Regions from separate parts of the Mus musculus genome. Here all the other regions are linked to region 3. The links are chromatin loops, found by intact Hi-C in ENCODE. Cell type or tissue: left cerebral cortex. All regions are shown on one strand. Links, peaks and the distances in the headings refer to the core of each region. The heading gives the core; the rest is flanking DNA.

The links. A loop is a pair of places that touch in the nucleus more often than their neighbours do. Peaks named below come from ENCODE experiments on the same cell type or tissue, not always from the same donor. Only the 100,000 strongest peaks of a DNase experiment are listed, where the experiment ranks them.
Region 1: it touches region 3 in a loop (5-fold over the local background); 11 of 42 quality-filtered maps call a loop at or near these places.
Region 2: a loop joins it to region 3, with 2.2 times the contacts of the local background. A loop is called at or near these places in 8 of 42 quality-filtered maps.

Annotation. Positions count from the first base shown.
Region 1 is chr13:45,440,325-45,444,660 of GRCm38, forward strand. No RefSeq gene overlaps it. Among named protein-coding and RNA genes, the nearest start is that of Mylip, 53 kb to the left of the region's middle. In left cerebral cortex, for the core only: a CTCF peak has its summit at 2,472 (motif pointing left); a DNase peak (open chromatin) is centred at 2,367.
Region 2 is chr13:45,463,769-45,468,104 of GRCm38, forward strand. No RefSeq gene overlaps it. Among named protein-coding and RNA genes, the nearest start is that of Gmpr, 42 kb to the right of the region's middle. In left cerebral cortex, for the core only: no CTCF peak of the experiment used is centred there; a DNase peak (open chromatin) is centred at 2,355.
Region 3 is chr13:45,387,117-45,391,452 of GRCm38, forward strand. It overlaps Mylip (myosin regulatory light chain interacting protein), which reads left to right and starts at 2,626. Exons shown (of 7, transcript NM_153789.3): 1 at 2,626-2,927; 2 at 4,073-4,263. The coding sequence starts at 2,841. In left cerebral cortex, for the core only: CTCF peaks have their summits at 2,415 and 3,293; DNase peaks (open chromatin) are centred at 2,534, 3,409, 3,650, 3,939 and 1 more place; H3K4me3 peaks cover 2,276 bases; H3K27ac peaks cover 1,792 bases.

The DNA.
Region 1 (4,336 bases), core at 59-4,058, 53 kb after region 3:
CTGCTCTGACAGCGTCCTCTGCAAGAGTGCGGGCACAGAGAAGAGCAAGCCGTTTCTCAGAGTAGCATGCCCACAAACAGTAAAAAGCATGGAGCCATGCCAATAAACACAACACACACTCCACTGGGATTGGACTAAGCAGGAACAGAAACTACATTAACAGGCCTGTAAAAATGGGGACAATGAATGTTATAGCCAGCTTCAGGGTTGTAAATGCTCTGGGAAAGGGGAATCGTGGAGGTTTTACTTGAAATGGTTGGAATTTATCCAGTCACATTAATGTTTTAGGTTAGGTATTTGTTTCATTTGTTTAGTATGTGTGTGTAAGAGAAGGGGGGAGTGGAAAGACGAGGGGGTGGAAGGGATAGGACAACTTGTGGGAGTTGGTTCTTCTATTATACAGGCAGCTAGAAACTTTACCCACCTTGCCGTTTTGCTGTCCCTAGATTGGTTTTATGAGCCCTATATACCAAGTTATACCAAGTGTAAATCATTTTCTCTCCTTTTGGGGGGGAAAGTGGTAAAATAAAGACGAATCATTGTATCTACAGCCAGAAAGCACCAGCCTGGCCCTCACTGCTCAACCAAGTGCCTTGTATACAATGGGCTTCAAGTAGACATCCAGGCAATGAGTTTCTCAAGGCGCCATTCCGTCAGCAATTGCAGCTTACAGTACTCAGACACTGCTGGCTTGGGGTTTTTGTTTGCTTTATTTTTAAAACGAATATATGTTGCTGTGATCTTATTGAGCCGCAAACAAGAAAGGCTGGTGTGATAATCTTCTCAACTTTATGGGAGTTTAGAATCACCATGGAAACACGCTCCTGGGTGTGTCTATAGAGATGTCTCCGGAAAGAACTGTTCCCTGAAGAAGGAAATCCCTCCCTAAAGGTGGGTGGGCGAGATTCACAGGTTAGGATTCCTGGCTGAATTAAAGGGAGAAAGTTGTGTGGACCACAGTATTTATCTCTCTCCCCTACCTGGTCATGGTATGACATGTCTGATCTCCTCTCAGGTCACCACCGAGATGTGGCCAACCCTCAAGCTTCGAGCCAACAGTAAACACTGCCTTCCTTCAAGTTGTTTTTATCAATTGTTTTGTCACAGTGCTGAGACACATACTAATGTGACAGGCGAGGCCCAGTAGCCAGCACTGTAGAGTTTTGCTGCAGTATGTTGTCTTCTGAGCATTAACAGCCATTGGTGATCCAGCCTGTTGGTGTTTTCCTCACAGAGGGGTGGGGTGGGGTGGGGAGGGTTGGTCCGCCTTCCCAGAGATTCTAGCCAATCACGCCTCATTGCGGTCACCTCCCAGCTGTATGTAATTCTGCCTCAGCTGAACAGTTATGTTGGAAGGTACCAGAAAATGTATAGCATTGCGGTTCACCGAAGGCCTGGACTCTATGATATAGCTTCTAGGAGTCATTAGGCATGATGGGGTGGCCCTTTTCAGGGATGCAGATGTTTATGAGTCACCTCTGATCCTGTAGGTAGCTCCCAGTCTGTGCCCCCATAAGTTCCATCAATTCATTTGATTCACCAAATTGGACCTGGGTGACATTTTTTTTCCCTTTGGTTTGTTGTAGGAAGAACCGTTGCTGTGATCCGTCCTCTGTGCCCTGTCTGAAATGAGATGTGTATTCCCCAGAAAAGTCCTTGTAACAGGTACACTTCAGCCAGACCCACAGTGAAGGGTCGTGACTCACCATGGCGCCTTTTCCTTTCTTTGCTAGGAATTTGTCCCAGCAATGGGCAACATTACTACTTTTCTTCTGTCTATTTTTTCTTCAAATTAAAATTTAAGAATAGGAACACGCATGTTACGAAAGCCCTCCTACCACCTGGCTTTTGGAAAACTTGATTTGCGGGAGCAAGCTGTTCGTTCCCAGCGTGCTTTTCCACTTACATTTGTTTTGTTGTGGGTATTGGCTGTGTTGTTTAGGAAATCCAATCTCGCTCCTTACCTCTAGTCATTAAAACGATGTTGGGTTAATGGAAGTTATTAACCAAACACTTTTCCATTTAAAACTGGAGCTTAGATATGTATTTTAGTGTAAATCAATTAAAAGTCAAGATGCTTGTATTTGGCTTGAAATGCATTGCCCAAGGGCTTTGAGTGACATCTGAACTAGAATAACCCCTATCCCAAGCCTTGCTTCTAACTTCATGCTTGGCTCACAAGAGTTCCTTGTTTGCACAAACCACTCCCGACTGCAAAATGGGGGAGGGGGAAGGTTAAAGCTGGAAACACACACCTCACAGAAGGGTGGAGTGGAGAGGGTTGCTCTGCCCTCCCAGAGATTCTAGCCAAACAGTCCTGACTGAGGTCGCCTCACTTGTGCTAAGTCCTTCTGCTAAGTCCTTCTCAACTGACCTGTCACCTAATGCTGTAAGATCCTATGAAGCAATGTACAGGCGGTTGGATCCAGTCAAGAAAATTGGTTGGAGTCTCTACTGCCACCTCGAGGTTATTGAGCTGAACTACAAAAATGAGAAAAAAATAAACTACCAGGCATTTTATGGTTTGTTTGTTTGTTTTTTGGTTTTTTTTTTTCCATTACAAACTAACTAGCATAATAGGAAATCCTTGAGAGGAGTGGATAGTCCTCAGAAAAGTGGGAAATTCCATCAAGGAATGGGCCAACGAGCCAGAAAGATGGCCTGTCCCAAAATCATCCCTCCTGAGCTACAATGGCTAAGCTTGACTCAGCAGCTACATCTTAAAGCTCTATGGGCCAAGGGCTGCTCCACAGGGAGAGGCTGTCAAGCCCCCATGTGGCTTCCCAAGGAGGAGGGGCTCATGAAACAAGCAGGAATGAGTATGTCGGGCATTTCCTGGCTGTAGAACGGATGGCAATCCGATCATGTTGGTGGGCTTTCTGCCGCCATGAGGGAACAACTGGAGAAAGCAGCTTAAACGAGGGACCTTTTGTTGTGAATGCTGACTTCACAGGTCCTGGGCCTGTGGTCAGACAGTGAACCACAGCAGAGTGTGTGAAAACAAGGGGCTGCAAGCTCCAGTAGCCAGGGGTGCAGAGACACAGGAAACATCTGGGCTTCTAATTTATCACTTTTAAGGGTGTGCCAGGGACCCAACTTCCCGGCACTGGGCCCCACCTCCTAAAGGTTCCAACACCCCCTGATGCCTCCTCAAGACACCCATGGTCTTTGTGAGGCAGTTAAGATCCAAACTATAAAACCGTTTACCATTCTCTATGTCCTAGAATCTAGACTCTTAGCTTGTTCTTTGATGCATTTAGACAAGACAGAAGTGAGATACAACATGGAGATTTAATGTTCCCTCATGATTTTATATCCACGGGAGGCCATTCCCCCCCCTCCCCCAATATTTAGAAAATGCATCTTAAAAACCTCCCCATCTGAGACACTGCGGAGGAGGGGAAAAGGAGTGGTAAACTGTAGTTTTCTCCCACGAGCTATTTTAGGAGAACTGTCATCTATGATTGAGATTTTGCGTCTCATTCGGGCTTCTGTCTACTTTGTTTCTGAAGAGCTCTTAGTTTTCCGTGCCCTTCCTGTGTGTCCAAAGCCATCTCAGACTGACCCAAGACTCTGATGACCTTTGACTTGCGGAGCTTGGGAAGAGGGTTAGTTCTTAGCCGGGGGGTGGGGTGGGGGGGTGGGGGTGGGGGGTGAGGGGTACCAAGAGTCCCCCCCCACACCCCATGGACCTTCTGTGGGGAGTTTTGGGATGACCTCTTTCTGCCTCACATGCCTGTGGTCATGGACAGAGCTATTTTCTGTATCTTGCCAATCCTTACCTTCTAGGCAAATGATGATCAGAGGGCCAGCTCATTAGTGACAACCCATGGTTTGGCCTCCAAATGGCAAGCTGTCTTTCACAAGCAAATATGAGTGTTTATGACAGGAGCAGAGAAGGGAACAAATGCCCTTGTGGGTGCTGTGTGTGATATAACCAACCGGCTGGGGTAGCATCCAGTGTCATCTGAGGTTAGTGAGCAAACTTCACAGGGAGATCCTCAGTGTTGGTCTTCCCTATGGAGTGATTTGATTCCTCAGGGAACTGCCTGCAAGCAGCTTTCCTTTCTGTAACTAAAGCGAGCGCTTTATGCCAGCATCGCCCACAGTTGTGTCTATAGCCTATAGTCTTCTGTGGTTAGGTCTCTCCTTTTAAAAGTGATACTAGAGGCAGCACCGGCTCCAAGGATCTGAGAGCATTTCATGTTTCCAATGCAAGAAAATTGCCTTATGTCCAGTGTAGTCCTTTGAAACTCAAGGACAATGACGTTCACCGAGACGCTCTGCCTGTAATTAACTGCCCTAGGGCCCGGGGTACTCAGATGGAGCTGGGGCT
Region 2 (4,336 bases), core at 59-4,058, 76 kb after region 3:
CAGGCCATCTCCCCAGCCCCCAATTTCTATTTTAATGCCAGATATTTAAACCAATAGTTCTGATCCCTGCACATTGGCTGAGGCACGGAGGGGAAATGAAGAGCAACCTTGAGAGGCTGAGACTGAAGTATAGACCCTGATTGTACCGTTTGCTACCAAGGCCTGGATTCTGACCTTCGGGGTCAGCTTTGCAGGAAAGGGTGATGGGAGGGAAGACGTATCTCTGGAAAGCTCAATGTGAATAATTTAAAAACCGTATTTCCCGGCTTAAAGAATAATTGCAATCACTTTAATACATCCATTTTATAATTAAAGCACAAGCGGCCACTAACACAGAAGGCAAGAGAAGTTAATGAAGAGATAAAGCCACGGACCCACCAGCATAGTAATGCGAAAGCAATTGCTGGGTTTAGAGAGCTTCTACAGAAAAGAAGTTTTTAAGTTCCAGGACTCTCCTGACACTGGTTTTTGAGAGGTGACCCCACCCTCTGATTATTCAATTTTTGAGAAATAAGTTCATTTACCATTTTTATGATTTTCTCTTTGTTCCCACAGCCCTCCATTTTTCCCTCTTCCCTCTGGCCATCTGTTACCTTCTCCAAATCATCACAAAATCCAGACAAACCTGGTACAAACCTGTTATCCCAGCTCTCAGAAGGCTTTGCTGCATGTTCAAGGGGAGCCTGGTCCTCATAGCGGAACTCTGTCTCAATAAATAAAATTACGTAATAAGTTTAATTTAATTTAACAGGATTGGGCTGGGATCTAATTAGTCAAATACCTGCTGTGCAAGCCTGAAGCTCTGAGTTCAGATCCCTCGAACCCAGGTAAGGAGCCAAATGGCAGCACACCGCTCAAAGCCAGGACTGAGGAGGAGGAAGGCAGAGACAGGTGGCTCCCCGGCACTCACTGGCCAGCCAGCCTAGCAGAATCAGTGAGCCTCTGGTTCATTGAGAAATCCCTGTCTCAAAAAGTACGGCTGTGTGCACAAGATCAAGCCAGTAAAAATTCCAGCCTGGATATGGGAGAGGCCTGAGCCTCCCCGCCCCGTGCCCCCCTCGGAGGAGCCATGGACAGTTGACATGACCAACTGCTCATGCCCCAGTGGGTGGGCACACATCCATGTACATATGGGTGTCACTAATTGGAGTTGGAGTTATTGATAACAAAATATAAAATTAAACATAATTTTAAACATCTATTATTTTAATCATATAAGTATATAATATATTTTATATATTATTTTATATTCATCTTTAATTATATATTAAATATGGTTAATAGAGCCGGGCATGGTGGACCATGCCTTTAATGTCAGCACTCAGGAGGCAGAGAAGCAGGCAGATCTCTATGAGTTTGGGGCTCGCCTGGTCTACATATTAAGTTTCAGAACAACCAGGACTGTAACACAGAGAGACTGTCTCAAACACACACACACACACACACACACACACACACACACACGCGCACGCGCGCGTGTGTGTGTGTGTGTGTGTGTGTGTATGTATTTATGTATATGTATGTGTGTGTGTATATATATATATATATATACATATATATATATATATATATATATATGGATGGACATGCAGTTTGGAGGAGGTGGGTGGGTCAACTAGAGGGAATTGAATCAGGTAGTGGGTGGATGTACATTGCACGAATGTATGAAACTTTGGGTGCGGGTATAGCACTGCCTTCTGTATGGCTTTTCCCAGTAAAGCTATAGGAGACACCCCCCCCCCCAAGAGAGGCCCAAGACACCCCAGCCAGGGAACAAACAACACAGAAGGAAAGCCCTCCTACAAAATCCAGATTCGACTTTAACCACACCTTGTTCTCTTACGATGAGCTAATAGCATTCAGACATGACTAGCGTGTGGCAAGATGGTTTTAATTCTTGTTTTCTACTCTCTTCTGAGCATTAACAGTCAGGAAACCTTTAAACAGGAGAACAGGCCCAAAGCCAGCGAATCCTTGGACTGGATAATCCACCTATGAATAACTAGCCCTACCCCACCCCATTACCAGGAGCCAAGAACAAGTCCCCACCAAAAAACCTCTCCCTGCTGGAGACCTTGGGGCTCCGTCAGCATGCCAGCTGGTATTCAAGGCCAGACAAACAACTCTCCATCAGCTCAGACATGTCTGTCCTCACGAAGAGCGAACCTTCTCGGCTTGCATGTGAACGCATGGGCTTGCATGTGAACGCATCCTACTGGCTTGAAGTTTATACAGGCTTGCTCGGCGTCTCTCGGAGTTTGCACCAGTGACCAAGAGATTTTGCTTCTGTTGGCAAAGGCTGGCAGTGACACTAGGAGGCAGGGGCATTTGAAACCACATTTTTTTGGCTCATTAAAGCCATTCTTTCCATGTTGTGCCCGTGCCAGTCAACCTATTCTCAAGGCGTTTTCTCAATGGTGCACTTCAGGGAGGTTGGGCATGGATCTTTCGGGGCACTGGAGCAGGTCCAGAAACTTCATCAAGGCAAGTTTATTCTCGGGCTCTGGCAACCTTTGAATGGCACTTCCCACCTTTGCGGGCTCCCACACAAAGCTCACTCTGCCCAGTTTACCCCTGGACCAAGAAGTTTATTTCATCTTGCTTGACGTCTGGGGTGTCGTGTTTCCACCACACAGCAGTGACCACAAACAAGTGCAAACTCACAGATCTCTTTGGAGGTCTTTCCTACCCGAGATGTTAAGATGTGCCAGAGGCACGGGAATGCTTCGAAGTAACTGGAGAACATGCCAGAGCCGGGACTGTCCTCATTAATTAGAATGGATTATAGAACTTTCCGTGCATGAAAATAAAACAGCTTCTTGAATTGGTAGACAGAAAAAAAGCAGTGGTTTCTCTTCCAGTATACCCTGCCAGTATACCCTGCCAGTATATATGGCTGGTGTGGATGGCATTAAGGTGCTGGAAAGTTGTTCAGTCCTGGCTGCAGTTCTACCTGGGTATGATGTCCAATATTTGAGAAAGACAGTCAGTCAGACAGACAGGCAGACAGATAGACAGATGGACAGACACACTTGTTTTAATTAACTAAACACATCCTTGATTCGTCCCCAGTTCCTAAGAGTTGCTCTGCTCTGCTGAAATATGTCCTGGGAAGTCTGTTTTCTCCTGATTTGGGTGGCACGATGAATGTTAAGCACTAGCTGGCTGGTTCAAGGAGCTGGAACCTCCAACTCAGTGAGGGCTGAACTGAAAACCCAGCTTTCTTGCAGCTGCCATTTGAACGGTCTTCAGTGAGGTAACTAGCAAGCGTGAGGTCAGCATAGTCCGGTTAGAGAGGGAGAGGTTACCCTATAGTTCCAGATGGTAGAATCTTGTATTACAAAAATAAGTTCTGACACATCCACTAAAAACCGTTAAAACTAACAGGTATTTAGCACGGTTGCCGGATAAAAGATCAATCCACAGAAATCAATGTGTTTCTATGCAGTAGCAATGAATACGCTGAAATGACATTAGGGCCTACTGAGATGGCTCAGCAGAAAAAGCAGGAGGGTGGGTGGATTCTAGCACCCACCTGGTGGAAGGAACCGGCTGCCTCTAGTTATCCTCTGATATGTCACTCCTCCAACACACACATCAATGAGTGTAATAAATGTTTTCTAAATAAAATAAAATTAAAATTTGGGAAAGTTATTCTTAAGATAGCACTTAAGAGAAGAAAATACTCAGGGATAAATTAACAAAAAAAGTATACAGCCTATTTTTGAAAGTATAAAAAGTATATAAATGAAGAGCAAGAAGGATAGCTGTTCTGTGCTCATAAACTGATACTTAGTATCAGCAGGCAGCTCTCCAGAACAGCCTTATGGGCCCATCATTGCAATAATCAGTGCCCCAAAGCACCAAGGTGTCCATTCTCTTCTTGACATTTGTTATTATTTGAGAAAAAAAAAAAAACCCTCTAGCCGCCACCCTAATGGGTATGGAATGGTATCTAACTGAGGTTTTGCTGTCCACGCTCTGATGACGAATGATGGTGACATTTTCACAAGTGCTTCCCAGCCACTCACGCATCTTCTGTGTTTTTGCTCATTTCTGTTCTCCATGTTTGGAGTGTTGGATTGCAATAGTTCTTCATGTAGTCGAGATTCAAGTCCCTCATCGGATATTTCCTTTGCCAAGCTTCCTTACCTTATTGGCTTATATTCTCATCTTCTTTGTGGCGTCTGTCTTCATATAGCACCCACTGTGTCATCTACTTACGAGGCAAGGGTTAAATGTGGGAAGTGAGACTCAACCAACTTTGTCATTTTATATATATATATGTGTATGTATATATATATATATATGTATATATATATGATATATATGTATA
Region 3 (4,336 bases), core at 245-4,244:
CTGGGATTCCAGGCATGTGTGCATGTGTGCCACAACATTTGGCTAAGAGTTTCAATCACTCAGTTCATTCACTAATTAATTTTTATTTATTTAATTTTTTATTTAATTAATTTGAGGTCTAGTCTTTAGCTAAAGATATCCTCAAACTCCCTACTTAACCTACAATGACCTCAAGTTTCTGATGCTTCTACCTCTATCCTGCAAGTGCTGCTGGGATTGCTGGCCTGGTGTCACACCGCTGCCATTACACACAGTGGTGTCTCACCACTGCCATTACACACAGTGGTGGCACACTGCTGCCATTACACACAGTGGTGGCACACTGTTGCCATTACACACAGTGGTGGCACACTGTTGCCATTACAGACAGTGGTGGCACGCTGTTGCCATTACACACAGTGGTGGCACGCTGTTGCCATTACACACAGTGGTGGCACATTGTTGCCATTACACAGTGGTGGCACACTGTTGCCACCAGGGCCACTTGATGGTACTCGGGGCTAAGTCCATACTACGTGATCACTTTATCAACTGAGTTTCAATCCCAGCCCTTGATCTCTTTTGTTAAAACCACCTCTTTTCTTCAGTAGTAACTGGCGATGCCTTAGTTTAATTTTTACACTTTAGTGTTCATATATGTAACACGTATCGGTCAGAGGACAACCTGTGGTTGTTGCTCCATGGGTCTTGGGGTCAAATTCAGGTCATCAGGCTTGGTGGCAGGTACCTTAATCCACAGAGCCCCTTTGCTGGCTCTTTTCTGGAGATACTTGGTTTTAAAATGATTAGCTCTTTATTGAGGATCTCACAGAAGGAATTCAATGGATGTGGGTTAAAGAGATGCCTATGTCATTGTTAGCCATGCAACTGGTTTGTAAGTAACTGATGGTTGTTAAATTTTTCTTAATTAAAAATTTTAAACCTGACATTTCCTTCGCTTCTACAAATTATTTAGCTGCTCATATTAAAAATATAAATATAGAATCATTTCTATGAAAGAAAGCCATTTAAAAAAAATCCTTGCCAAACCCCAAAGTAAGATAGTTTTAAAGATAGTTAAATAGAAATGTTTCTGTTTTTGTTTCTTGTCTTGTCTTTGTTTATTCTGTTTGTTTATTTTTGTTCTTCTTCAGCTCCTTTCTACTCCCAGTATCTAGGAATTTCCCCAAATCTGTCCCCTAAGTTCCCCCTTGTTTAAGCTGGTTAAGTTTTGGCCTTTCAAAAATATTAAGCAATACAACCAATTTCCATGTTGCCTCCTCTCCTTATGGTGAAATTTCCAGCGATGGGCCACAGATTAGATAATCTAAATGTTATCTCCCAGGTACACGTGCCAGACCTGCTTCCGGGAAGGAAAGGAATGAGCAGTAGACCGGTGGATGAATGCAAGCTTACACTGGACTTGGAGCAGTTCGAGAACTGTACCATGTGTTCCTGAAACACAAAGCCAAAAGACTGAACAGTTCTCTCCGCGAGGGCTCTGCTAAGATCCCAGTCCTTCTCCGATGTTTTCCCCATCGTCAGAAATAAATATCACTGAGCCCAAGTACGAGGTGCACCACCAGGTTGAGCTATACAGCAAGACTTCGTCTTAAACGCACAGCAAACAAACGGCACAGAGATAGGGTCATTGGCAGGCAGGGATGGCTAGATTGCTTCCCAGCGGTGCTGGGGCGAGGGGGGGCGGCTTGCAGGAGGGGGTGTCCAAAAATAGCTAGTCTCCATTCTGCGAGGACACTGAGCTTCAGAGAGATGGAGTTTTCCAAAGATCCAAGGCTGAAACCCATATCTCCCGGCTTATCTTAGAAACCAAAAAAGACAGTATAGGCCAAGAGAAACAGGTGGTAAAAATATGAAGGTTGTACACCTTTAACCACTAATCTCTTGTATTGAGATTCCCATCCTGCTAGGTCCTGAGATGAGCCTGTTATCTTTAAGATGGGGTAACATCTGGGTGTCTGAAAGAAAGGGCAGGGAGTGTACCAGGTGTATAGTGAACGAATTGGATGAGAGATAGGCTGGGTGACATAACTTGGTAAGGTGTTTCAATGTAGCAGAACCCACACATAGAAACCCTTGGCACGAGTTAATATAAGAATGGTGCTTGGATCAAATTACCGGCTTATATTGGGTCAGCTGCAAAAACTTTTCTACTTAGATTCTTCTTTTGACAACCCACGGTGGCAAATGCCAGCGGAAAAGCCTCTTCTTTAGGCTCTCTGTCTTGCTTGCTTCTCTTTTGGCTTTCACAAACCACCTGGTTATTAGAGTAACCCCACGCAGGAGTCCTGAGAACCGTAGTAGCAACGTAGCATCACAGGAGCCTTTGATCACAGTTCTCTCAAACCCGGACAGAAAGGCGTCCCCTGGAGCTGCGGGCGACAGCGGGCTGGGAGGAGCGTCGCCCAGTGGCAGAGGCCGCGACCGTGCTGGGGATTGGGGAGAGGATGGGCTCCCACCTCCCGCAGCTCCACAGGCGGTGCCGGGAGGCGGGGCTTCAGCCCACCGAGACTGGGAATTGGTTGCCGGAGCTGGGGAGGAGGGGCAAGCACGCTGTGATTGGCGGAGTCCGGTGCCGGAGGGGCGGGGCCTCTATAAAAGACGCGTGCCTGTAGCGGCGCAGGCAGTAGGGCTGTCGGAGCGGCGCGGCCGTGTAGCTCCCGGGAACTGGCTGTCGTGGGGGTGGCGGGGACGCGAGTGGCGGCTGCGTGGGGTGCAGGGCGGGTGGCCGCACGGCTGCACCTTCCTCACGGAGCCCGGAGTCGACTTGGAGCAATTGCGGTGAGGCGACAGCTCCGGCGCACACCCGAGAAGAAGCGGCGGTGGCGGCGGCCCCAGCCATGCTGTGCTATGTGACGAGGCCGGACGCGGTGCTGATGGAGGTAGAGGTGGAGGCAAAAGCCAACGGCGAGGACTGTCTCAACCAGGTGAGGGCGGCGATCGGAAAGGGGATCCCTTCTTGTCCCCGGGAAGCCTCGGGGCTCGGGGATGCTCCCCGGGAGCCGGGCGACGTTGCAGCAGCGGCCCGTGGAGTGCTCCCGGGACGCCAGGCTCCAGCCTCCTCCTCCTCCCCGCGAGTGGAGAGTGCGGTGGGGGGGGGGCGGGGGGAGCATAGAGGACGCTTACGGTGGGGGATCCGGGGCCCGGAGACCAGAACACTGCTGGGAACCTCCACCCTGTCCGTTAGCCTGGCACTTTTCTCTAAAGAAGGTGGCCCGGCACACCTGCCGCAGGTGTGTGTGTGTGTGATGCCTCCCGTGGAGTCCTTGCAAAGCCCGGCAGCGCCACCCGCGTCCCGGGATGAGATGGTTGCAAGCGGTCGCTGGCCCCGGGGCTCCCTAGCTGATCAGGTGGGCCCGAATCTCAAGCCGCTTCTCAGAAGGACTGTTCACCTGACACTCTAGGCTTGCTAGGGATCCAGAGTATATTGAGTAATTTGCGGGGGACGGTTCTGCAGGCAGCCTCCTTCTTGAGGGGTCTTTACACGTGTGTTTTCTTAAGGGTGACTAAGGCTCCTAACGGGGTGTGCCTAATGGATATTGGCAGGCCCATTTGACCCCTTGAAATACTGTGTCTACGAGACCTGTGGACCTGAGCTGTTTGGAAAGGCGCTTGTAAAGCTTAGCTGACACTTGTAGCATGCTTCCTCAATGCGTTTGTGTTTTTGGAATCCAGATGGTTAAAACTGTCCAGATAATACGCTGCCAAATCAGCTGTGCAGATGGTGCTGCGGGGCGGAGGGGGGGGGTGGCGGGGGGAATTCCAGCGATTGGAATAAGAAATAAAACACCCTGTGTGTTCTTCTACCTCAGCCTTTTGGGAAGTCTGTTTTGGGGGGACCCCTTTCCCTGTGCCATTGGTCAGACCCTAGAAATAGTCAAGCAAGGCCAAGCCTCCACTGGAGGGCTGCGTTTTGGCTTTGCTGTTTCCTTAAAACCTTGTTTTTCCGGTCGGTCTACCAACTGGCATTGCAAGAAGGTAGAACTTTGGGAAAGCAGGGGCCAGTCCTCTCCTCGGATGGAGCCCTTAGGTTTGCACTGCTCACACCCCATACCTTTGGTTTTGTTTTTAGGTGTGCAGGCGTCTAGGGATCATCGAGGTTGATTATTTTGGGCTGCAGTTCACGGGGAGCAAAGGTGAGAGCTTATGGCTGAATCTGAGAAACCGGATCTCCCAGCAGATGGATGGGCTGGCACCTTACCGCCTTAAACTGAGGGTCAAGTTCTTTGTGGAGCCTCATCTCATCTTACAGGAGCAGACAAGGTAAAGCGAGGCCGAAACAAACCAATGTCAAGTACACCTCAGATTCCATTTAGTGGTAGCTATCGTGCCCTCC